Regions from separate parts of the Mus musculus genome. Here all the other regions are linked to region 1. A link is a loop called in an ENCODE intact Hi-C map of the cell type or tissue named here. Cell type or tissue: heart. All regions are shown on one strand.

Region 1 (5,000 bases):
GTATACATTTCAGTTAGTCTTAGACTAATTGTACAGAGCAATGAAATGTTTGTGTTTCAATGAGGGAGTTTAATTTCTCTGGGATTTTTAGGATAGACAATCAAATTCACCCTATCTGCCTTTCTAATAGCCCACCCCATAAAATAAATGAGTGCCTTTGATTTGATGTGCTTCGTGAAAATGGGTAGAATTAAAACTGTCAGTTCTGCCTGCAACCTGTGTCTTTCGATGGAGTTCAAAAGCTTTTAAAGGTAAAACGTGCCAACACTTATGTGTATTATTTCCTTTCCTACCATTGCAGCTTTTAACTGAAAAAAAAAAAAAAACCATAAAGAAAGGGTATTTTACTCCCACATTCATTTTTCTTGGGAAGATTTCAATCTTTCAGGTAATTTGAGGGTGGGCCCTGACGTCCAAGGTTGGTGGAGTCTGGGTTTACCTGAGTGTAGCCAAGAAAGTAGAGTCCGTTTGGTCCAGTTGTCCTACCCAAATGCTGTACCTATTACCTAGAATGTGGCGTTTGTATTTCTCCAGCGCTCTCTTGAAGAAGAGCAGAGTTGGGCAAAAGGAAGGAAGTGCCTCTTCCAAGGTTAAACAAATGCGAAAAGGACGTGGAGTCCATCCTGGAGATTTGAGTTGAGAAGCAGTGACCACTTTAGCTTAGGCAAAGATTGCAGAATCCTTTGAAAAAGCTGACAGGGATTTTCCAGAGAGGGGTGGGGTGGGGGGAATCCTAGGGTGGGCATTTTATGCAAATGAACAAATTTGAAATGTAGTACATATCCGGTATAGTAAAACTGACAATTCTGACAGTATTGACAACATAAATATATGTTTGAACACCGCACTTTCAGACACTTAACCGATGAAGCAATAAAAAAAATTCGACTACAATATTTCAAATAATCGACATTGATGTTTTGATACATCATTTTTATCCTCTGAATCGATCTATCACTCTCAGGCTGGTCAATTTTAAGTAAAAATGGGGAGCAATTATTTGCACTTTGACTAATGATGACCTAATAACAATCTTCAATTAATTACACCCAAACTGTGCTTTCTTCCCTCATAAATGGGGGGTGAGTGAGAAAAATTCTTAGGGAGTAGAGCTGGTAGTAGGGCACCCTTTCTGCTATTTTCCATTCTGTTTGTCATTTGTATATAAAGAGGTCCAGAGTAGAGCCTCGTTCTTTCGTTCAGAACACTTACAAAGGAAAGTTGCTCATGCCTGCACTACACACCTTTTAGGTATGTTAGGAGATGTAGCCTCCTTTCTACTTCGAAGCCGTTAGGAGTTCCTAACAAGCCTTCTGGCCACGTGAATCCCAGAGTTTAGAGGAGTACATGGAAGGAAGACATTTGCTTAAAGCACAGATTGGAGCTTTTTCTCAGGTTGAGTGTGAGGGAAAGGGATGGAGGAAAGGATGAGAGAGAAGAAGAGGATAAACAGAAAGAGGAAAGGGAGGGAGGGATGGAGAGAGGGTGGGAGAGAGAAAAGGGGGGAGAGAAACAGGGCTGGAAGGAAGTAGGAAGAGGGAAAGAGGGAGGGAGAGACGGGAGAGGAAGAGAAAAATAGAGAGTATGAATGGATACAGCAGCCTATCGATGAGCCACCTAGCAGGGCTTACTGTCTGGGTCTCGGTCTTCCTTAACCTCGGCTCGCACCACTGAGCGGTTTTAAGTACAGGAAGATGCGTGTAACTCCCGTTTAGCCCCACTGGCTTACTCGAACGGTGTGTGTTGGTTCACCATGTGGTTTTTCTAGGGGGCTTTCCTAGTCCCACTTTGACACTTGTCTCTAAAGTGTGCGCGCGTGTGTGTGTGTGTGTGTGTGTGTGTGTGTGTGTGTGTGTGATTGGTGGGAGTTCTGGGAATAAATCTGGCTAACTGAGGAAGAACAAATGGACAGGCGCCTTGGATGTAGACTGCAGACTGAGACAGTCCCTTGGAAACCTAGATTTCCCCGGGGACGAGAGCACCGAGTATCTTATTCCCCTAAACAACAACAACAACAACTCTGTCCCCTGCTGTGCTGTCCAATCCCTTCGAAGCCTCCTTTCTCCCACACGGGGCTTCCTGGCTTTCAGATCTCAAACTTATATAAGCTGTACTAGCCGGAATCCGGGAGAGAAAAAAGTCTTGTTTCCAGAAAACTTCCCAATTGTTAAGCCCCTTCAAAACACCACCCGCGGAGTGTTGGGCTCGTCAACACTTTTAACACAGCTAAGGTGCTCAACAAAGGGAGAAGATGAGTGTGAGTCACTCTGGATCAGGACTGGAAAGTCTTTATGATCTGGGTGGCCGACTGCCTTCTAGTTACAACCGTCCAGTCCGGGGGGCGGGGGGTGTCCCTGTCTGCATTGGAATCTGTAGTAAAGACTAGAAAGGGGCGGAGGGGAAAAGAAGGAACTGGAAATGGGATACAGAGCGCAAAAATGACAAGAGATAGAGCAAGAGGAAAAGGAAAAGGAAGTGAGGAAGGGCGTGGGAAGGAGAAACTGACAGCGCCACGGTGCACAGAGTGTTTGGAGCCCCGCCAGATAGCGCTAGAGGGCTATTTATTGAAACCCGTTCTTTCCGCGCCATAGGGAAACAGCTAAAATGGGAAGAAATCAAACAGGGCAAAAGCAAAATGCAACAATTCCACTCCATCTTTTTTTTTTTTTTAACCTGTCGGTTCATTTGATCGTATTTCCAGGGTGAAAAAAAGTCTATGATAGAGCACGAAGGTGTGAAAAAGGAAAAAAACCAATAAATAAAAGTAAACACAAAGCAAAAGCAAAAATAAACCAGTAAGGTGGTGGTAGTAGTGGTGTGAGGACAGGGGCCCTTTCCCAGGGTAGACACCATCTAGAAAGAGCACGAACCAAGGTAAGAGGTAAGCAAGTGAGCAGAATTCTTTTTACTGTAACTTTTCAGTTATACTGCGGAGAAGGTCAAAAACAGTTCACAAGGATGAGCGGAGGTTTACGGAGAAGAGACGTTTTAAAAGTAATAAATGGCTCCAAGGGCTGGAGTGTGGGACAAACACGTTAATAGAAATGCCAAATAAAATATATATCAAAAATTCCAACTGTCAGCCAGCAGGACCAGGGCAGAAGACAACCTAAGCCCTGAGCCTTTGTCCCAATAACATAAGACTCAGGGCTGTTTCTGCAGGACCACAGCACCCTTGGAGAACAATTTACAGACAGCCCAGGAATCCTGGAGAAAGGGGGAAAGGACTTTTAAAACTCACCCTCCTTTAGAACCCAAAGGAAAGTAGTGCAGATGGAAAGAGAAAACCTGAGAGCAGAAGTGGACATGGCAAGAGAAAAAGCAAATGGATCGTGTGTTTTTGAGGTCCCACCCCGGCTAGATTCACTAATTCAAGGAAATAAAGGTCCTTCGTTCCTATTGATATTTTACTTTTAAGTATCAACCTTGTTTGTCAAAAACCCTGGCATTTCCTATGGCTAGCCTCCCGTTTTAGCAATGAGCTTTCCTTTGACCCAATGAAACCCCTCTTAACTCAAAGGAGTAAGTTATCTTCCATTAGGCTGAGCAGAACCTCCCCAATTCAAACATAATCTCACCTTCTTTCTTCAATAAAACTCTCCTTGATACGAAATATTCCAAATCAAAACATTAACTAAAGTTACAAACAAGATTAAGGCTGGATTTACTGGCTCTGGTAATAAAGCATCAATTGTTCTAACTGTTGAAAAGAAGACAAAAGGGATTTAAATCTGGTGATTTTAATACACAGATTAACACTTCAGGACCTCACAGTTCTGAGGAATGTGGAGTTATCTGTGCAGAGGATCTGGACATTGGGGAGGGGGGATATAAAAAGAACAGCCGCAATTACCACCTCAAGGAGGCTGAACAAGCACAGCTAAAATAAAGTTGGAGTTTATAAATGCTACTTCAAATTAACTCCCCTCCCAAAAGCCAATGCCGTTGGACTACAGAACTAGGGGGCTTATATTATTCCCTTAAATCCTTAATGTTACCTATAGTAACATTCCACAAGGGATCAAAAGAAGAAAGGGAGAAATAGAAAGGAGTGCTTTTCAGAAGTCTAGGAGATGCTTCAATAAGAAAGGGGGTGATTAAAAACAGACTCTTAAATTTGAGAGGCCCAATTCTCTTTCTCATTCACCCCCTTCAGTACCCCCCTTTTCACCTCCTTTTTAATTCAATGTTCCCACCCCCCACTCCAGAGCTAAGTAGCTGATTTAAGATTGTGAAGAAATAGGTTTTACCAACCATATTTGTTCTGGGGCACTTGTAAAACGCGATTTGTAGAGAGTCTTTAGCCTTCCAATTGTCTTTGAATTGTTTTTACTGAAACAGATCTTTTGCAGTTAATGAGTCCCCACACAGCTGGACAGCTCCTCACGGACACTGAGAACTCTAACCCCAAAATGACCCCAATTTGACACCGCAAGATGAAATTTTACCGCCTGTTAAAACCATTTCCAGCCTGGGCAGAAGGGGCTGACTGTTGACTGAGGTGTGCATGGCGCCTGTGACCCCCATCTCTTGTCTGTCTCTGGGGCTGCCCCACCTATTTCCCTTCACCTCAAATGTGGGAGAGTAAATGAATCCACAAAGGGTGTGGAGTGTGAAGCTCTGAAAACAAGGTGCCCATATACAGAAAGAAAAGAGAAAGTGTGGACACCTCGCTGTTGTGCAATGGCTTCTACCAGACATGGAAATCGAGATGAGGAACAGAGGCAAGTCCCTCACTATATGCAACCTATGCTGTTGTATTAATAAAAACACCCATAAGCTGTTGGATGATCACAACTTGTGGTATCACAGGGATCAGGAAAGATACTCCAACTTGATCCCCTGTGCAATGCATGGCAGTGGTAGATTTTAAAACTAACATTTAAACTAAGAGTTTTACCAATAGCGTGCATCTGTGTAACCCATCTCTTCAGTGAAAGCAGCCGCTCCTTTTAGATAAAGTGAATTTCAAAGCCAAAAGGCCTTCACCAGCATGCTAT
Region 2 (5,000 bases), 560 kb after region 1:
AGCAATCCCCCCTTTTTTGTCACAGTTTTTGGGCAGCACCAGGATATAGTAATCTTTGCTCTTTCTTTGCTGTATTCTTGTTACTGACCATTTTGTTTATCAGTGGCTTATCATGGGAATGGCTCAGAATTTGCTGTATTCTTATCTCTGGCCTTAAAACTGAATATCATTTCTAAGTGGAATAACCTGCCCTGCGAGACGAGCCTGCAGAAAGCATGCTGCGATCTGCAAGTGGCAGGGATGAGGAAACGAGAGGTAACTCTGGTCACCTCTATCTTCTCTGATTTGATAAAGCAGGAGGCAAGGCAGAGCAGTGGGCACAGTTGTGAAAAAACGTGTAACTCACAGAGTTTCCCTGAGATTGAGCGAAGGATGAAGGCCAAAGGCTTCTTAGTTTTGCAGAAGTTGACATCACTTATTGATGCCCTTTCCAATCTATTTCCCACGTCAGGCTAATCAAGTGTTTTTGTTTGAAAGAAAATTTTACGTTGTTCTTAATGTAGCACTAATATTTTTCAGACTTTCCCTTTCCCTAAGCCACACTATCCACCATTACAAAGTTATTTAAATACACATTTCAATTAATTATGCCTCCTAAAAACCTATCAATTTTGTCATTATGTTGGTTATTGTGAATTACATTTGAGAAAAGACAGTGGAGGTAAAAAGAAATATAGGAGCAAAGAGAAAAATGTAAGCATTATTTGAGGAAAAGTAAAAAACAGTTAACTATCAGAATGAAAAACATTAATTAAGAATCAGGAAGGATTTCCTTAAGTTTAAGTAAGGAAAAAAAAAAGGTACTTATGGGTTAAAACATAGCCCTGTTGCTCACACACAAATCCTGACAATCACAGAAGAATTCAGGCTGTCCATATTAAATGCAATATTAATCAATTGCTCATTATCCTATTGTGTCCTGTTCCTTCCCAAGACTTCTGCCAAGTGTGCAGAGTTTACAGTAGGTTCAGAGACAGCAGCAAGAAGGCTGAGGAATTGAGAAATAGCCCCAGTGAAACAGGGGTGAAGTAGCGGCCTTGTTTAGTCTGGAGAGGCAGAGCTGGAGGGCTTAACAGCAGCCCTCCCTTCCATGACAGAACACAGCCCTTTGCAGGTAGAGGTGAACAGCTGGTCTCTGTTTCCTCTGAGGACAGTACAAGCCGTGGAGTCTTAAGTGCAGTCAATGGGGATTCAAGCAAGATGTTAAGAAGCCTTCCCAACCCCAGGAGATGTGCAAGGAGAGAACCATCAGGTTTTCTGGATTTAGGCTGTGTTGAATTATGGTTATTAATTATATTTTAAGTCAGAAAGTTGAAGTTGAAAAATAAAAAGGAAAGGACAATCTTCCATGCAGGACCCCAGAGAGGAAAAGAGTGGATAAATTGTGATCTGGGGCCAGAGACCATATGGGATGAATGAACAGTATCACTTAGGATATTTGGCCGGAAGAAAACGAAATACAGAATGGAAAAAAAAAGGGGGGGAGGATTGCATACATCAAGAAAAGAAAAAGAGAAAAGTATGGGAGGTATTTATATTAAGCAGACTATTTTAACCAAAGTTTTGTTTTTGGTCATGGGAAAAGAATCCTAATTGTCCAAGTGTGTGAGAAATAGTACTCGCTGCTGGTTAACCCTGTTTTGTAAAACCGGTGTAGTCAAATATGAGAATCAGGGCCAAGAAGCAGATTGGCCATATTTTATTTCTGCCTTTACAAAACAATACATGCAAACCAGAAACGGGATGAAATGACTTTTCAAAGCTTTCCCAACCTTTTGATTCTATGACATAAAGGGAAATGGTGGTTATGAGTCAAGCAAACAGTGAGTACATACAACACAAATCAAGGACTAGAAACGTCCACATCAAAGAGGCAGGATCCGGATGGTAGGGATTACTAAAATAATAATAATGATAATAATAATAATAATGATAATAATTCCAAGCATCATTGACATTGTTAGCAGGGGAGATACAGACTGAGTGGCCAGTGATGTAGGCCTTGTGAAGATCAAGCTAAGGAAGGAGACCCATGATGGGTTTAAGAAACTTAAAAGTCTAAGTCTTGCCGAGTGATAAGAATGTTGCTTTTTAAGGCAGTCATCTGTGGTTGCAAACCTATGTATGGTGTTTGGGATGATTGCAGTTGTAGAAACACAGACACAATGATGGGCATCTCACACAGCAAATAGCTCAAGGATGCACCTTAGCCTTTAAGATCATGACCAATGTTAAATTATTTCATCCTTCTTTAGCCATTTTAATTCCCACACTACTCAGAATTAAGTGTAAGTGTTCCAGTTTGCTGTACGGTGGGCCTGTGCCGGCACTCCACTCCCCGTTTTCAGGGCTAGTTGTGATCAACGTTCTGGTTACTGGTTATATTCTGTGACTGTTGAAATGGGTAAGACCCTCGTCACACTGGGCTTTGCTGAGCCAATGCCGGGTTTGCTCATTTAGTATGTTCCATCTGATGGGTTTTATAGTGCATTGCTTTGTTTTGTTTTTGCTTTTTTTCTGGCATAAACTTTTCTTCACTCTAAGTAGCAGAAAATAGAATCATGTTTGTATTTGTCAACATAACAGTTATATATAGCTTATAGTATTCTGGTACACAGAACTTAATCAAAAATAGATTGCTGGCCTTTTTTTTCTGCTTTTAAAAAATATGCTTTGAATTCACTTGTAAAATGATTTGGGTTTGGAAATCTTTCTTTCTTTTCTCTCTCTTTCCCTGTCTCTTTCTCTGGCTGTCTCTGTCTCTGTCTCTCTCTCTCCCTTATCTCCCTCGCTTTCGACAAAGAAAAGCCTTTTGTTCTGGTCCCTGCCAGTGCCTTATTCAGTGACTTTCTGCTGTCCCCTAGTGGCCCGTTAATCTTTTTGACGATGGTGTGATTGTCCCTGGAACCAATTCTCCTCTCTTCTGTTTTTTCCCTCCCTTTCTGACTCTCATCAGCAGGCATTTAAAACATTTCTAAACAACCCACGAGTTACCTTTTAGAAGCAGCAACTACATTCTTCAGCATTCAGTCTCTGCGCTCAATTATACATGCCCAGGGAGGAGAAGCCATCTAGGCACACTCTCCTGTCCCCTGCCCCATGTCCTCCCAAATTCAGATTCTCGAAATTCTAACACAAAATTGATGAAAGCAAAATGCTGTCGGCTTTGACTGTTCCTAAATGCCAGACGGTGGTGAAGTGTAGTTTGTGACAGGTTAGACTCTTTATGTCAATGGGTTTACAAACAAAAATTATCGTATTGCTTTCCTTTCTCTTTTGAAAGTTCTGCTTGGTTACTTTCATGTTTGTAGTTGCTTTTTTTGTGGTGGCATTTGTCAAGAAGTAAAAAAATACAACAGCATTCTCAATATTTGAAACATTAGATTAATTTACTTATGTGAAAGGCAGATTCTCATTCATAGTTACCAGGCTGGCTTTAAGAGATAGGGTCAAAATTTTCTCTGTTACCTCTCTACCTAAGTCCAAAACTTTCAATAAATGAGAGCTGGATTTGCTATTTACATCTTACGTCATTAAGCCACATACGTTCAGTTCTAATGTGGTGCTGGTAAATTTCTTAACAAATTCTTTCCTTCCGTTTACTAGTCATTTCAAACTGCACTTAATGAAAATGAGATACCTAAGTTTGTCAGAATCCGTAGTTCGGTTTTTAAAATTTAATATTAACCGATTAAAGACAGTAAACCTGGCTTGTACAACCCCTTTAAAAGATGGTTTAAAGCATTACCGAGACTTTACAAGAAAAGAAAAAAAAATCCCAACTTGGATGAAATCTAGCCCATTAATTGAACATTAGAGAAATCTGAGCTGAATGCTGAACTAATGATCGCTTGGCTCTGCCTTGTTTGGCACTTGCCATGGTTTTGACAATGATCACTTGACTAGTAACACTATTTTCTTTCTGAACTCAGGGGGAAGAGGGTTGGGAGCGGGGGAGGGGAGAAGAAGGCGCAAAGCCTAGGTCCTCCTATTTCTTGGTAATTCCAGTGTAGTCTGGCTGCGTGGCAGCGAAGGAGCTAAGCTGCAAGGCTCCCTTCAATGACATGAAGCTTGTTTCTTCAAAGAAAAGTTGATGCAGTTTTTAAGACTGCCTCTTTTCTGAAAGGTCAGATGGCTGCCCAGTTTAGTCATTTCGTGTGTTTATGCATGCCTCCGCTGGGATAAGGCATTACAAAACAAAGCCCCGGATTGCAATCAATCTTGGCCTAAGTGCAAAGTCACCCGACCAATCTCTGGAATCCTGTGCCTATCATGAGACAGGGGGAAGGAAGGGCTTGTGCCTCCTGCACTTCTTCTCAAGAGAAAAGACAAAACCCCTTCCTAAGCCTTTGTAGGGCTCCTGCTTCTCCTCTGCAGCCTGACCCATCTCTCAAATTCAAATTACAGGGTTTTCTAAAAATACATCCTTCATCAAACATCCTAATTTACAGTAGCTATTTTTCACAGAGAAATGCCTGATTTTTTGTTCATTTTTTCTTGTTATTGTTGTTGTTGTTGTCTAATTCAGATTGTAAATGTCCTAAAAATGTTCTCCTGGAGTTATTTTTAAAACCTCATGGTAAGTTAGGTGTAAATACTGTGACTATTACTGGGACCTTAGGAAGCAACATATTTTTGACTGATTCCTGGAGGTGAGAATGCCATTTGGAATTTTAATTAATTTAATTTCCATTTTAGATAAAATTACTCTGAGAAATCTTAATTCTAATGAATAAATGGATTTTATTTTTTCTTTTCTTTCTTTTTTTTTTTTCCATTGAAGATTCCATTAGAGTTAGGGAAAAAATAGAGGATAAAGTTTCCTTTAAAGAAAAATTAAGGCTACAGACAGCCTTAATAAACCTTCTGCAAAGTAATCGAGAATAGCCAGTGGTCTGTTCTCTGCAGAATTAGTTCTTCCAAAACAATACTAAAACTGAGCAGTCGTACTTTTTACAACTCTGGAGACTATCTAAACAAAATGAGCAGATTTATAGGGC
Region 3 (5,000 bases), 1.4 Mb after region 1:
GTAAAAAAGGAGACAATACATTTGGCACTGTTATATGAGGTCATTTAGGAAATTCTGTTAGTTGAAAGGACTTCAATTGAAAGTTTTGAGAATTTTTTTCCTAGGGGTAAAATGCACAATACAAAGGATAACATAAAGGTGGCAGGGGGAGCAGGAAACCTCTGAAAACTGGCTGACCTTGGTAACGGGCCTGAGCATGTTATCCCCTCACTTATAGATAAGCCCCAGTATATACACATTATAATAAGTATCTTTGATGAGATTATCTTAGCATGAGGCTAAACACAGAGAAACAAAATGTAATTCTTAATATGCAGCTGTAGGGAGAGCAAGTTCTTTTCTCACCCTCTCTTGAAATGTGGCAAGGAAAAACAATTTTAAATGGTAGAAAATTTTTAAAAAAATGAGTCTTTGAGGCACTTGATGCTTATTTTATCAAAATAGTCCACATGTTAATTACTGATAATCTACACAGCTTTCTAAAATTGATGATAAACAGCTAGACTAACTTTCCTGTCATTGCTATTACTTCGAGTGGCATTTCCTGATTCTAGATAACTGGGCATCACCCTGACTGTCCAATTTGTCTTCCTCTCTGACCAACATAACCTCTCCACCAGTAAGGCTAACCTCTCATATCTTTGTTTGAAGATGTATCTGTTTCTCCTGTCCTTATCTTTCAAGTCCTATACTACTCTAACTACCCATCAGTTCAATGGACTCAACTCCCAATGATCTTGTCATATGTATTACATAAATTGTTACTTTCAAAATTTCATAGGCTGAAAAGCATATGATTCATAATGTATAATTTGAATGCTTTATCTCTAACCAGACACCAACATCTCAAATACTTAATTGATTTGGTAAATAATTATAATCACAGATTATTTTTTGCACACACGATTATAATACTGATACTCATAGCAAATTATCAATGCCATGATGACGCATACCAACTATTTGGAGCCATTGAAAGCACTTGTAGTATGGCAAGACGGATTGCTAATGTGTATCCCACACAATGTGAGGTGTCTCACACATCCTACCTTTAGTTCATGATATTGTTCTCATTTCTCATGGCTTTCTTTAGTAACCCATATCTGTCTATTCAACTATATTGACTGTTTTAAAAATACTAATTCTTTTCATGTTTTGCCAAATCCATCATCTTGTTTTTAGATCACATCACATCATCTCTCCTGGAACATTAAAATAGATTTCTTCCCTAATAGATGTTTTCAACATTGCAGTGTTATAAGAACCTGTTGTCCTTATAAAACCTTCAACCATACCTGTGCTATAAAGTCTGAGATGGCCTACACCACCTTGGATGATCTTCTCTCTCCACCACCCAGACTTCATCTTCCATCATGCATTCTGGTTACTCTTCTCCAGTTACCTGTTCTTTTGTCATCAAACCTTCAGTTCAAAACCTGTGCCCAATTCATGTCCTGCCAGCAGTCTTTAATTAAAATACAATTTTAAAAGCCAGGTGAAGGGCTGGAGAGATGGCTTAGCGGTAAAGAGCACTGACTGCTCTTCCAGAGGTCCTGAGTTCAATTCCCAGCAACCACATGGTGGCTCACAACCATCTGTAGTGGGCATCCAATGCTGTCTAAGGCTGTGTCTAAAGGCAGTGACAGTGTATCCCACATGTATGAAATAAATATGGCCAGAACCAGCAGGCTGGAAAAAAAAAAGCCAGGTGAAAGTAGAAATCAGAAAGGGAGATTTATTCAACATGGATACATTGGGAAGACGGATTTTGGGAGTTTGGGCATTCACTGGAGATATATATATGTATATATATACATATATATATATATATATATATATATATACACACACACACACATATACACACACACACACACACATATATATATATATATATATATATATATATATATGTATTACATGTATATAATGTGTATATACATAGGCAGTGGTGGCGCACACCTTTAATCCCAGCACTCAGGAGGCAGAGGCAAGTGGATTTCTGAGTTCTAGGCCAGCCTGGTCTACAGAGTGAGTTCCAGGACAGCCAGGGCTACACATAGAAAACCTGTCTCAAAAAAAAAAAAAAAAAAAAATATATATATATATATATATATATATATATATATATACATTCTTTACATATGAATAATATTCAAAGATGTATATGTTTAAGTTAGTTTAACTCACCAATAATGCCACGTGTACCCTCTATTTCTGCATTTTTTTTCTGTCTCTCTCTTTCTCTCTCTTTTGGTACAGTATTTTTCACTTTAACATACAATTCTCTTTTTAAATTCTCTTCTTCCTACACCTCTACACAAACTCCTTGTTCATGGATGTAGGTAGGCATGGTGGTCTATATCGTACACCAGTTGATCCCAGGAGCTCCAAAGAGTGCTTAGTACATTCAAATAACTAAGTACTGGCAAACGTATTTTAAATTAGATTTTCGTTTTGCTTTCTGGAGTGCAAGTTTTTCAGTTTCTGTATTGGGAAAATGCAAAAACACAGTATAGGAGGCGGAGGTCATGTAGCCTCACTGGTTCAATGGGCAGAGATGCAAACCTCGAAGTTAAAAGTGATCAGGGGTTAGTGGGTTTTTTTTTTTGGAGGGGGGGTAGGAAGGGCGAAAAGATTTCTTTCTTGTAGTTGACGAAGAGAGGAGAGAGACTAAATCCCCTTTCCAAGGTAGTGTTTCAAATCTTAGAACTTGTGACTTTGAATTTACTACCCAGACAATCCCAGCACCCTCAAGCGGTTTACCAAGGACCATGCCCTTCCCTTGGCAGCTTCACTGCCCTTACTTAGGTGGTTAGGCTGTGCCTAAACTTTTTTCTTTTTGTAAATTCTGAGCCATATATCCATGTATCAGGGAACAGATGCTGAGACTACCTAGCCTCTACACCCGGGTGTTCAGCAAGGTGCTGAAGGGGCAGTAGGCATGGTCGAGGGCAGGCAGCGCAGCAGACACCAGGTCGAGGACCGCGCGTGTAGGTCCAGTCGCCGCGGGATCCCGGGCCTGGCGTCTGTGGTTACCGCACGCACGCACGTACGCACGCACACTGCGCCCAGAATGAGGGTCGCGGCCCTGATCAGGTAATGAGGACTGGGGCCATCGCTTTACTCTTGGGCAAGGCTATATCCTGACGCGGCCACTGTAGAAACATCCGGAGCCACTTCTTGGGGCGCCGCGTGGGCCGGCCGGCGCCACGGCCACCGGAAGAGGCGGGGCGATCTGCTCGGGCTCCCTGGCCCCACGCGCCTCCTCTCTGGCAGCTTGGCAAAGCTAAACAGCACTAATTCCTGGGTCCTCCTCCTCCTCCGTGGGCGCATGGTCACCACGCCTGTTGGACTTTTATTTGCTCTGAACTTTGAGAGCCGCTGTTAACTTCACTTACTTGTTAGCAGTTTTTGTCCTCTATAATTCTCCTCAGTCTTGATCCTTTCCAGGAAGGAGGATTGCAACCTCACTCTCTTCTCACATCTCTGGCTTGCCGGGAGAGCTGTAGGATCCCCTAGATGGTTTGAGATTGCTTTGCTCCTATGTTGTCAGACACCTCCGTTGGAACTCAAGCTACTGACAGATGTATTTCCTCCTGGTTGAGTTGAAAATAAGCTAGGTTTTTCTAGATGCTCTGGAGTGCGTTGGATACAAATTTGCCTTACTGACCCTGGGCAACCCAAGTCATATTCCAAAAGTAGTTTGAAATCTAGTAACTTACTTAAAAGCCCAGATACTATAGCTGATAAGCAGAGCTATCCTTGATCTGTTTCAGTGCCTGGCAGTGATAAGGGGCATAGCAATATTAGTTTAAGACCCTTAAGTGTATTGTTTCTTGAGATTTAGACCTCAAAAAAGTGTGAATTCCACTTTATTGCTACAGTCTCTTTTTGTTAGCCTAGTGAAGCACACGTACACATTTGTTGTTAATGCCCTAGGTAACTGATGCTAGTTGACAGTGGGTGACAGTCTAGGTAAGCCAGTTTCTCTAGTGGCAGGAAAATGCCAGATCTGTTGATTCTGTGCCATTTTAAGGAAATGAAAACCCACCATAATTTAATAAATTTTACACATAAAGGGAATAAAACTTTAACCATCACGATTATTTGGTGAAGAGAGATAAAAATTAAATGTGAGCCAGGAAGGCAGCCATGGAACTTAGTTTACCGAAGCTCAGCAGGGTAGTAAAACATGTGAAACTGGAGAGAAGAAAGTCTCAGTGGAGTGTGTTCCTCAAAACACTCAGTGGATAGGAATTTAGAGGTGCTGTTTGAGAAATTATACAATTAAAAGCTGTATATTAGGAAATAAGAATGCACAAAATAAATATACATGTACTGTGTATGATTGTGTATAACATGGCCATATATTTAAGCTTCAGTTTGATAAATCTGTGTGCATTGTGTACCCACATGCATGTATTTGAATTTGTGTGTACAACAGTTGATAGGGTATGAATGTATTTCCAGGACAAAATGAAACACATTCTTTTATATCACTAAGTCAAAGACTAAAAAAAACTCAAAAAAAAAAAAAAAAAAAAAGATGTCCTGTTGAATGGAAGCTTGTAGATTATCTAGGCAGGCTATTTTAAATTTATTCTGAAGCATAGAAACCCAAATATATTGTGATTGCATTGTCTGCCTTTGGAATCTTCTGCCCGATCTGGGCTGCATTGTCTAGTCTCAAGAAGAAGCACCTAATCTTATTGCAACTTGATATGCCAAGGCTGGTTGGTCCTTAGGAGGCCTCCCCTTTTCTGCAAAGAAGGGGTGGTATGGTGGATGGAGCTACATGAGAGGGAGGTACTCATAGGAGAGGAGCGAGGAGAGGTGGCATCAGGATGCAAAGGAAATGAATAACATCATCATAATAATTAACAGTAAAAAATTCTTTGTTCCTGAATGCTTTTTGTTCTTTGAGTACTCTGTGTTCTGTAGAACACAGCTTGAGAAATACTTTGAAAGGATATTTAAAGAGTTGACATATTTTAAAC
Region 4 (5,000 bases), 490 kb after region 1:
TATCTCAGCTTACAGTTGCAGATCATCACAAAGGAACGTTAGAGCAGCAACCTACAAACAGAACTGAAGCAGAGACCATGGAGGGACAATGCTTACTGGCTTGCTCTCCATGGTTTGCTCAATCTGTTTTCTTACACATTGCAAGACCACCAAGGGGTGGCTGGACCCTCTCATATCAATCACCAATCAAGGAAAGATACCCCATGAAGAGAGACAGGAGAGAGGCTCAGAAGGCCAGGAGAGTCAATAGAAATCTGCAGCTGCCCCAGGGGTAAGGATGGATGTGGGTGTGGGTGGAGGTGGAGAATCTCTAGGAAGTCCAAGAGACATGGAATGGGGGAGGCTCCCAGAAGACAAAGCATGTGACCTTGACCAAAATGCTAAACAGAGGAGACAAGGAACCTGAAGAGGTTCCCTCCTACAGGATCCAAATTCAGGCCCCTCATGCTTGCATAGCAAGCACTTTCCTCAGTGAGCCATTTTTCCAGTCCCTCCTCTTATCCTTTTATCAGCAATATATGACAACTAGTTAAATATAAAAATAGATGCAGCTTCTTGTAGTTAAGGCAGATCTTAAAGAGATTTGCAAAAGTATACAGCCGTATCTCAACCATTTTTGGAATTATGACTATTATAGATAAAATGTCAACAAGCAATATACTTACTATTATTCAAAACAAATTTAGTAGTATTTTATTTAATTTCTCAGCTTTAATTTAAATTTTAGAAAACACTCTAGGATATAACTATACATATAACTATACATACGAACACACACACACACACACACACACACACACACACACATATATATATATATATATATATATATATATATATATATTTTAATGGTGGGGCTGGTAAAATAGTTTCGTAGATCAAATCACTTGCCAAAAAGCCTAACTACATGAGTTCCACTGCCAGACCCATTTGATGGAAGGAAAGAAACAACTCCAAATTTTCTTCTGACCTCCACACATACCTTGACACATATGGATCCAAATACATACATATGTTCTTTTGAAAATAGTAATATGTGTCCATAATGATAGCAATGTATCAAAAAAGCTCCAAAACTCCCTAGCAATGTATACACATATAAAACATTCCATATACTATATAACATACATGTGATAATATACCTACATCTTATACCTTTTCCCCCTGGATGGTCAGTCACCACTCATTTTAGAAAGGATGCAAAAAAAACTAGTGATAATAATTAAATTCCAACTTGTCAACTCTGCTCTTGAACAGGAACTATGATAAATCCCCTAGCTACAAAGTCCTTAAGTATGGACAATATTGGAAGGAGAGCCTTTCTCTTTAGAGTCTAGGAAAATTAGTCTACCAAATATGAGGTCATGAAAGATATGCTTCAATTTGTATTGATACCTACTATCCAATAACTTGTCTTTCTCAATGAAATCTCTCTGGTGATGCATGGTCAAAGGCTATGTGTTATTGATAGGAAAGCTCTCCATTAGGAGTAACTATGCTCAATGTCATAATATGTTTTGAATAAAAAAATATACAAAATGTTCTGTATTATTTAACATATTAATTATGATGACCTAGTTGTTTTGAACAGGTATTCAAGTAATGAGTGGGTCTCAGTTTTTACATCTTATAAATGGAAAAAAATCTATGTTATATAATCTCTAAGAAACCTTTCCTAGCAGGTGGGAAAATCCTAAAATCCCACAACAAAGTGAAAAGTATGAAACCCATGGGGAATACGTATGCACACAATGAGAAACCTTCAGACCTTGAGATCCAAATGACCAGACTCAAGAGTGTGACCCCCTAATGTTCTCAACTCTATAAAGAATCTTTTCATTGCACAGCCAACAAGACAAGGCCCCCTTTGGGCCTGGGCCCTCTTGCTACCAGTGGCAATCCGAAAGGGTCCTGTTCACTCTAGATCTACCATCTCTAGGTGTCTGTGTCAAGTTGGCAGCACCCCAGTGCGATGAACCGCCAATTCACGTTTTTTTACGTTGCAAAGATCCCATTACCAATTATTTACTGCTAGTATCTGTGGATTAACCACTGGTCATCTATGAAGCACCTACTTAATATGTGTACACTCTCATACCCGCAATATGTATCAAGTAAAGATCTGCTGAGTTGGATTCAACTCCCAAGGCCTGGAGTGACTTCAGGAGCCTCAGCCATTAAATGTTTTGTATGGTAGGCAGGTGGAGGGAAGAGAGCATTCTCATGATCTTCGACCTAACTCTGTTCCTCCCATTTGTGTGTGACACGTGGCTTCTATGACTGCCAGGGTGGCGGGAACTGGGGTGCAGGTAAAATGCTGTGAGAATTGGAGATGGGGACTTACCTGGGGAACCTCTGCTTCAGCTTCCTCAGGCTCTGCCTAGTGGGCGGTACAGACACTAGGCACTGGGCTATCTCCTCGTACTGGGCTTTGGTTAGTATCATATTGGGCCCAAGGAAAAATCACCCTTGGGCTCGTGCGGGCTTGGTGCCTAGAACCTAGGGAAGGGCAGAGCGCGGTACGACCCTGGGCCCTCCACTTATTTAGCTATCCCTTATGCCCCCAAAGCACACCCCCCTAGCTGCACCGCGGGGCGGAGACACGCAGCGTCCCAGGCTTCACCTCCGCGGGAGAGGCGGGCTGTAGAACTATTTGCGCCAGCAGAGTGTACTGAGCAGCCGCAGTAAGCCGGGCCGAAGGCAACTAGCCGCCATCTTGGGTAAGGGCAAAGCAACCAGGAAGTGGCGGCTGCGTACCGAATTCTTTTTGCGTCTTTAGGGGCAGGTGTCCCCAGCAACACCTCCCTGAGATCGGAACCCAGACGCTCATTGAAGACACTCTGCCAGCTGCGAGAAACACAGACGGCCCGTTTCGGGTCACAGGGATGCTTTTCCAGCCTGGAGTTGGAAACCCGGAAGTGCTCTGGTGGAGCGCGGGATTTGAATGTGTTTTTTTCCGACACGCCCAGTTCTGCCGCTCTGAGCAGATGGCCTGCAAAGGAGCAAGGTGAGCGGAAGCTAAGCAGCGAACAGGATCTCTGCAAACCAGCGGTTTCGCCTGTGCTGGGAAAGTTCTTCAGCCTCTCCCGTGGAAGGCAATGCTGGTTTTGTTGAGAACTTAAATTCTGCATTAAATTCTCTGGTGGAAAGCAATGCTGGTTTTGTTGAGAACTTAAATTCTGCATCTTAAAACAACTGGCAGTAGAATGTCAATTCCACTCTCGCATACATAAAGAAGTAAATTCCTGGCCCCCACAATAGTGAGTGCCCAATAATGTGTAGAAATACGAACTTCTGAGTTAATATATTAGAGCATCTATATATTTGGTTTGGTTTGGTTTGGTTTTTTGAAACCTTTGTTTCTAAGGTGGGCGTATGATATGTGTTCTCTCCCATTTTGAGCAAAAGGAAGAAAATCTGCTTAGGTTTTAGCACGTTTAAACGGTTTACTGCTTTCATTTGGTGTAAAGTGTAAGTTGGAAGGTTGGCCTAGATAAGACCCCATTGGTAAATTCTTTAGTTCATCAAAGCCTCAATTACTTTACCTATAAAAATTTGTAATTCATGAGGCAGGTTTTAAGACTAAATAAGGTAGTATAGAGCCAAGTTATGGAGTCACCGTAGTTGTCAGTCAACAGATGAAAGAATAAACAAAATGTGGTTTAGAAACACAGTTTTAAAGATTAAAATAATGACTACATCTGGAAAAAGGACTCAAACCAATATCTTTTGCTTCCTCTCCCTTGTGGCTCTTCAGTTTTACATAGATCACAAGTACACACACATTTACATACATACACATATGTACAAGAAAGAACGCAGAGAAATACTGAGAAAGCAATAAGACTGGGGGAGTGTGTGGACATAAAAATGAAAGAATTTATATTTGTGAAATCAGCACTATGTCCAATGACCATCTGTCAATAAAAACAATAAGATAGTACAAGAGACATTTATTTAGCATAGCATTCAACAGACATTATTTACGTAACTTAGGTTATAAAGACTAAGTTCCTTAAGTAAACTAGGTAGGATGTTTACTAGATAGTGTTTTGTTGGTATTCTTGTAAGGACTCCCTTAATCCCAGTAACTTCCCCTGGCGCAGGTTCTATCCCCATTATTGCTCCGTCCTTCCTTTGTTCAGAGTGAACAAAGGCATAAAAGGTCAAGGAACTTCCCGGAGGTCATGAGAACAAGTCAATAGCCAGAGTGGGATTTAAGTGAAAATTGGTACGCTGTGTTGCTGCCTCTCAACAATGCGTAATCACTTCATCTCCTAGTCACTCTCCTAAACCCAAAGGGTCCATTTTTCTGTTTTTTTTTTTTTAAAGTAAATACTCTAATTAAAAAAAAAAAAATCACATACAAGGGGCTCTTTTTCCCCCTCTAGTTTTCACTATATTTTCTTGACAGTTTCCAAAGTTCAGGACCAACAGCGGTCCCTGAATTGAGCAAGCGCTGCGAGTTTCTAGATCTTTACCTCAGAAAGTTTCCTTCCCATATGCTTTACATCTAGATCTGGTTGTGTGACATTAGCGCATAACCGTTATTTATGGCAGCGGAGCCTGGAGTTGCCACCTGGTTAGTTTGTTGCTGACCCTGCCGTGACTTGTGCAGGAAAGCTGACTGACGAGAAGCAGACAGCACTTGGCTCCCAATCCCTCTCCCCTTCACAGCTTCGCTCCTTCCAGTTCACAGCCATCGGGGATTTTATAGAAAACATCAGTTCAAGGATGTTTGCGCTAGTTGTTTTTATAGCAACCCTCTTCTCCCTGGCTTTTGTCCTGCCCTCGCCCTCACAACCCTTACGGAAATGGCCAGGTTTCTTTTCTTGTTTTTATTTTGAACATGCTGGCAGCCTACTATTTTAACTCAAATCTGGTCGTTGTTTACAAAGTTAGTACTGGGAGAAGCAGAGTGTTCTGTGCTGCTTTCATCTGCAGTGACGTATTAGGTACAAAATAAGAGCTGGGCGGAGCTCTTCTGCTGTGACTTAATT
Region 5 (5,000 bases), 1.8 Mb after region 1:
GTCCAATATCAGAAAACTTTGGTTACCCTAGAGTTTTCTAAATTTATTTTTTTTCTTTTAAATAAATGTGTCTTTAGGTAGCAGGGTGCGCAGGCTAGTCATGCCTTGTGACATAAGAAGAAAAAGAAAGGGTTGTTTGTATTGACCATTCTCTCACCTCTAGGGCTTGTTTGCGAGACACCACTGGAAAATTAATAACACTGAACCAGTTGTGATGATTATAGCAATTTCCAGAACTTCTCCGTTAATATTAAGATTGGGAAAGTTAGAGCTTCTAGAATTTAAGTCTTCAGTTCAAGAGGTAACCTCGTGTGAGGTAGGGATTGGTGACATTATACCTTGTGTGTATGTATAAATGTGTCATTGTCAACCGTGTGTGTGTGTGTGTGTGTGTGTGTGTGTGTGTGTGTGTGTGTCCTCTCCACCCTTACACATTTCTTCAGGGAGTCACAAATGACTTATTAGCTTTTCTACTCCCGTTTCATACCATCTCTGTGGCCTCCCCAGCATCCCAGCTCCTCCTTCCAGATGAACTGTTCTTTCCAGTCCCTGACCAAGCAAAACTCCAGTGAACTCAGAAGCCCTTGTGATAGACGCGGGTTAGAGACCAGACCTCTGAGAGCACAGCAGTAAGTGGTTCTAGGGTAAGTAGTTGGGAAGAATAAAGATGCCCCTGACCAACATTGACCAACAAACATTGGCACTCCAGAGTCCCACATACACAAACTTCTATTGCATTGAGTCAAAAGAGGCCATCCTCGGGGGGGGAATAAGAACTATTAGCTTTCCACTGCTATCTGTTTTTTGTTCCCCGTCTCATTTTTTATTTGATAATTTGTGGGACATTTTTTTTCTATTTTGCTCAGTTTCTGCCTCCATTACAACACCCAACACTCTAATTAGCTTTTGTATGGGACAAACAGGAGGTATTGCTTCTGGCAGGATAGGATTTTCTGTCCTGTTGATTGATGGATTAATTTTTATTGAGCACAGTGTGCTACCAGCAGAACCAAAAGTCCGGCATGCAATTCCAGCGCCAGTCACTTACGTGCTAATGAAAAGCAAGACAAAGCGGTCATCCGGCCAATGGCTCCTCTCCACCCTGCCCCCTCTCTCTCCCACTTGTTTTGTTATAATAGACCAGTAGAGGCTGCCTAGGAGAACAACTTGTGTCCTTGCTCAGGTAGCCACCGTTTTATAGATTCTTACCTTTGTGTGTGTAAATTCGTATCTGAAAACCTTGGGTTTATTTGAGTGTATATAGCTAGAAGTCTGTCACCGTTCTCTTTTTGTCAACCCATTCTCTTCCATGCTTCGTAAAAGGACCAATGAAGAAATACAACAGAACAGTGAACAGGCAGCTTGGACTTCGCCTGAAACTTGAGAGGCTCAGAAAGAAGTCTCCTGGGCCCACTGAGGCTAGTGCGGTGAGACCACCTCTGCTGCCACCCAAACCAACAGCTAGCTGGCCTTCAGCTTATCAGTACAAACGCCCCTGCCCTCTTGGCTACGCACCCTAATCTTCAGTCTGTTCTCGAAGAGTCTCAAGAAGCCCTGCCCCTGTTCTGTGTGGATCTGGGTTGCAGCCATTGAGCCTCTTTTGCTGGGAAGGCTCCCAATAGCCTTCAACAAGATTAAATGCACTGATTTCTACCCCCACCCCCCAAAGAATCCGAGTTTTATTCTAAACATGAAATTTGCTTCTAGGTTATTTTTGTGAACGTTAGATTGCAGGAAACCAGACAGTGGGGTTTTGAGGGCATAGGAGAGGAAAGGGAAGGGCAGAAGTTGACCTGTGGTGTGGACTTTCACTTTAAACCTCAGCCCTGATCATGAGCCTCCTGGTGCATTTGATGGGCTGCACTGCTCTCTAGTGGCTAAAAGAAAGAACACATGCTATAATCAAACCTCCCTAAAATGTAAGGCTACTTTGTTAATTTTGGTTCTTGCATTCAGTTTCAAGAGTGCTTTCTTTTAAATGTGGAGAGAGAGAAAAACATATTTTTGGCGTGAAAGTACAACTTCTTGCTGAGAATGGTAGAACACCCCTTCTCCACTTCTCTGCCTCGCTTACTTCTTCAAGTGATCTATGCTCTTAGGGGTCTGCAATCTCTGGGGCCTTCGAGAGACCCATGCACTGGGAAGAGCAGCTGGGGGAAGCTAACATTTATCCCCAACACACTGGGCAGCAAGTTATGTGGGAAGACACTGGGAAATGCATGCTGTCGCTGCTGCCTCCATGGGAGGGCTTTTTCCTAAGTTTTCTCACAAGCCTGGATCTGTCCCGTCACAATAGAACCGTCTTCCACCATCACAACTCTCCCAATGTACCTGTCTCCAGCACACTATCATCCTACTGGCTTCCTGCAGCTCATCACCCTTCAATACGGACTTATTTGCGTGGTCGTTGTTTCTCCTGCTCACAATATGTGCTTCGCAGAAGCGGGGACCACATCTATCCTTTTCACTACTGTCTCTCCAGATACAAGAAATGTGCATATGCTCAAAACAAGGCAGACTCTAAGTATTTGCAAATAAATAAGTGAGTGGGGAGAACACAGAAGCCCTAAGCATTTCCTTCCTGTCGACTTCTTTCTCTGAAACATCATTGCCAGTATTAGAAAGCAAGTCTTGTGGGTGAATGCAGGATTTCACGAAAACCTGTAAAATGCAAAAGTTCCACCCACACTTTCATGGAGGCGGCAGACTAGGTCTGGAAAGTCCCAAGATGAGGCTTAATTTCATTTTCTAAGTCTGATTGTTCGTGCTTCTCCTTCTACTGAGCAGAAAGTATTATTGTACACAGGTGCAATCTTCTAAATATAATAGACATGCATAGAGACAATCCAAAGGGCTTTTTAAATCTTTAGGTTTTAATAAACAAATCTCAGTTGGTAGCTTATTTAATCAAATTCACTTAAGAGACATAAGCTTAACATACACACTCCACCCTATCAGGGGAATTTTTAAGGAATTTTCTGAAAGACATTTCTTTTTAGGAAGACAGCATTTGCCTCTGTCTCAATGTCCTTGACTTCACGATTGAAGATTTCTTTAGAAAACCTCATTGTTTTAATTACCCGTTTCCCTTTTTCTTTCCTTTTCCTTCTTTATTCCACTACGAAATAAGTATTATGACACTTCTAAGCACCGTTTTTAGTAGAATTCAGTCATTCTATATCATGAAAGGATGCCTTGTGCATTCTGTACCTTCCACTATTCTGTGACCTTCCCTCTGCTCAGGGATGTATGTGGGACTAAAGAGCTCCTGCATACAGAAAGAAACCCACTGGCTTAAGCCTTGCCCTCAGCAAATCTGGATGCTGAAAAGCAGAAATTAGCCTGTCAAACAAGCATGTGTGTAAGTTCTATACATGGACTCCATCAGTACATATCTGTGGGCTTTATTTGCCTTTACCATGTGCAAGAAAGGCTCAATTCAATACAGGACACACCTGTGAAGTGAAAGGGCCTCTCCCTCCACAGAAGTTCCTATGAGGTATACAGATAAATAAAGACAGGATTGTAGAAGAGTGGACTAAACATGAAGAGAGAGTCCCCTGGCAGGAACCTAGTATGTCAAGAAGGAAGGCTTGTTGTTGCTCTTGTTGTTTTTCAGAGGTGGGAATGAAAATATAAATGAGGAAAGAGCTTAGAAAGTAGTTTTCCATCCAACAGGACAACAGGTATACCCAGGCTTATCTGAGGAACTGGAGGAAGCTGTGTCGTTGGAGGAGCACGTACAACTTGAGAGAGAAGAGGCAGGGAAGGGGCGAGAAGGCTGAGGAGAGCACAGCACATCCCACAGAGAATCTTACAGGTTATTGAAAGGCAGCTGAATTCCAGCCAGAGGGCAAGGGAAAGCTGTTGCAGGATTGTAATCAGAGCTGATGTGATCTGTACAGCCACAGTGTGCAGAGTGGGAGCCATCTGATCAATGAGATCGATGGGGAGAATGTCATCAGAATGGGAGGCGAAGGTGGTCAGATTCAGAAAATGGCAGTGGGGTAGAGGGGCGGCCCAGAATGGATGGTGTCAAGAGATGCTTAGCAGATAGAATCAGAAAGGCTGGCTGGCTTGCTGAGTATGGGGAAGCCACTGAGGGGAAGGAATGAATGATGTTGAAGAATAGTAGTACGTGGAGTGAGCTGCCAAGCGTCCCATTACCTATACAGGAGCACTAACATAGGCAGAATAATAATGAGCTCAGTTTGAGACCTCATGCAAGGCAAGTGTGGGACAGCTGGGTGAAGATGACCGGTGTTGAGAGGCTTTTCCTGGGGAACCGTGAACAAACATCTATTCACCAAAGACATGGCACCTAGGACAGTCTGAAAAAGTAATTCCAACCTAGCCTTAGTGTCCCAGTGCATTTAAAAACATTGTTGACTCAAAGGCAGCTGCATCACCCAAAAGCCCAAGGCAACCTGAGAGATGACTCGTGAAACCTGCATCCACGGAGGAACCTACCCCCTTGTACAACTTGGAGGCACTTTAGCCACAAGAGGAGAAACTTCTCCCCAGCAATTGTCACTGCTACTTAATCTTGAGAAAGGGACTTGTGGGTCTTGTAATTTGGGGGAGAGTCCTGGGCCTTGTAAATTTCCTTGGCTCCTTGAGTTAAATGTATTTACCTCCTCCTTCTAGGACATGCTTCCATTGGGGGAAATATTATTCAAAACAGAGGCACTTGTATAGTTATATATAAATCACAGAAAAACTGCAGAATAGACATAAGATTCAGAGAATAAAGGCCACCAGCATACACTGCAGATGGTAGTTGAATGTTAAAAATACATATGATTTCCACACAATTTTCAAGAGAAAGCAAGGATCCGGAATAAACTTAGCACATGCAAAGGAGAAACAGAGGAATTGGGAACCCCAAAAGGAGAGAGAGAGAGAGAGAGAGAGAGAGAGAGAGAGAGAGAGAGAGAGAGAGAGAGAGATTCAGTTAATATACAAAGGTTGTTCCCAATCCTTCTTAGGAGAGATAGCTC

The links. A loop is a pair of places that touch in the nucleus more often than their neighbours do. Peaks named below come from ENCODE experiments on the same cell type or tissue, not always from the same donor. Only the 100,000 strongest peaks of a DNase experiment are listed, where the experiment ranks them.
Region 2: a loop joins it to region 1, with 6 times the contacts of the local background. A loop is called at or near these places in 13 of 42 quality-filtered maps.
Region 3: a loop joins it to region 1, with 2.2 times the contacts of the local background. A loop is called at or near these places in 4 of 42 quality-filtered maps.
Region 4: it touches region 1 in a loop (2.7-fold over the local background); 13 of 42 quality-filtered maps call a loop at or near these places.
Region 5: a loop joins it to region 1, with 2.9 times the contacts of the local background. A loop is called at or near these places in 5 of 42 quality-filtered maps.

What each region holds. Positions count from the first base shown.
Region 1 is chr2:116,069,195-116,074,194 of GRCm38, reverse strand. All of the region lies in intron 2 of G630016G05Rik (RIKEN cDNA G630016G05 gene), which reads right to left. Among named protein-coding and RNA genes, the nearest start is that of 2810405F15Rik, 4.4 kb to the left of the region's middle. In heart, a CTCF peak has its summit at 2,534; a DNase peak (open chromatin) is centred at 2,444; H3K4me3 peaks cover 3,875 bases; H3K27ac peaks cover 3,800 bases.
Region 2 is chr2:115,513,082-115,518,081 of GRCm38, reverse strand. No RefSeq gene overlaps it. Among named protein-coding and RNA genes, the nearest start is that of 3110099E03Rik, 3.4 kb to the right of the region's middle. In heart, a CTCF peak has its summit at 2,851 (motif pointing left); no DNase peak of the experiment used is centred here; H3K4me3 peaks cover 355 bases; H3K27ac peaks cover 2,412 bases.
Region 3 is chr2:114,652,930-114,657,929 of GRCm38, reverse strand. It overlaps Dph6 (diphthamine biosynthesis 6), which reads left to right and starts at 2,966. Exons shown (of 9, transcript NM_025675.5): 1 at 2,966-3,099. The coding sequence starts at 3,077. In heart, a CTCF peak has its summit at 2,779; DNase peaks (open chromatin) are centred at 2,999 and 3,209; H3K4me3 peaks cover 1,792 bases; H3K27ac peaks cover 2,052 bases.
Region 4 is chr2:115,579,330-115,584,329 of GRCm38, reverse strand. BC052040 (cDNA sequence BC052040) reads right to left here and starts at 2,614. Exons shown (of 11, transcript NM_207264.4): 1 at 2,345-2,614. The coding sequence starts at 2,445. In heart, a CTCF peak has its summit at 2,588; a DNase peak (open chromatin) is centred at 2,639; H3K4me3 peaks cover 2,599 bases; H3K27ac peaks cover 2,602 bases.
Region 5 is chr2:114,257,420-114,262,419 of GRCm38, reverse strand. No RefSeq gene overlaps it. Among named protein-coding and RNA genes, the nearest start is that of Zfp770, 58 kb to the right of the region's middle. In heart, a CTCF peak has its summit at 1,879 (motif pointing left); no DNase peak of the experiment used is centred here; H3K4me3 peaks cover 233 bases; H3K27ac peaks cover 429 bases.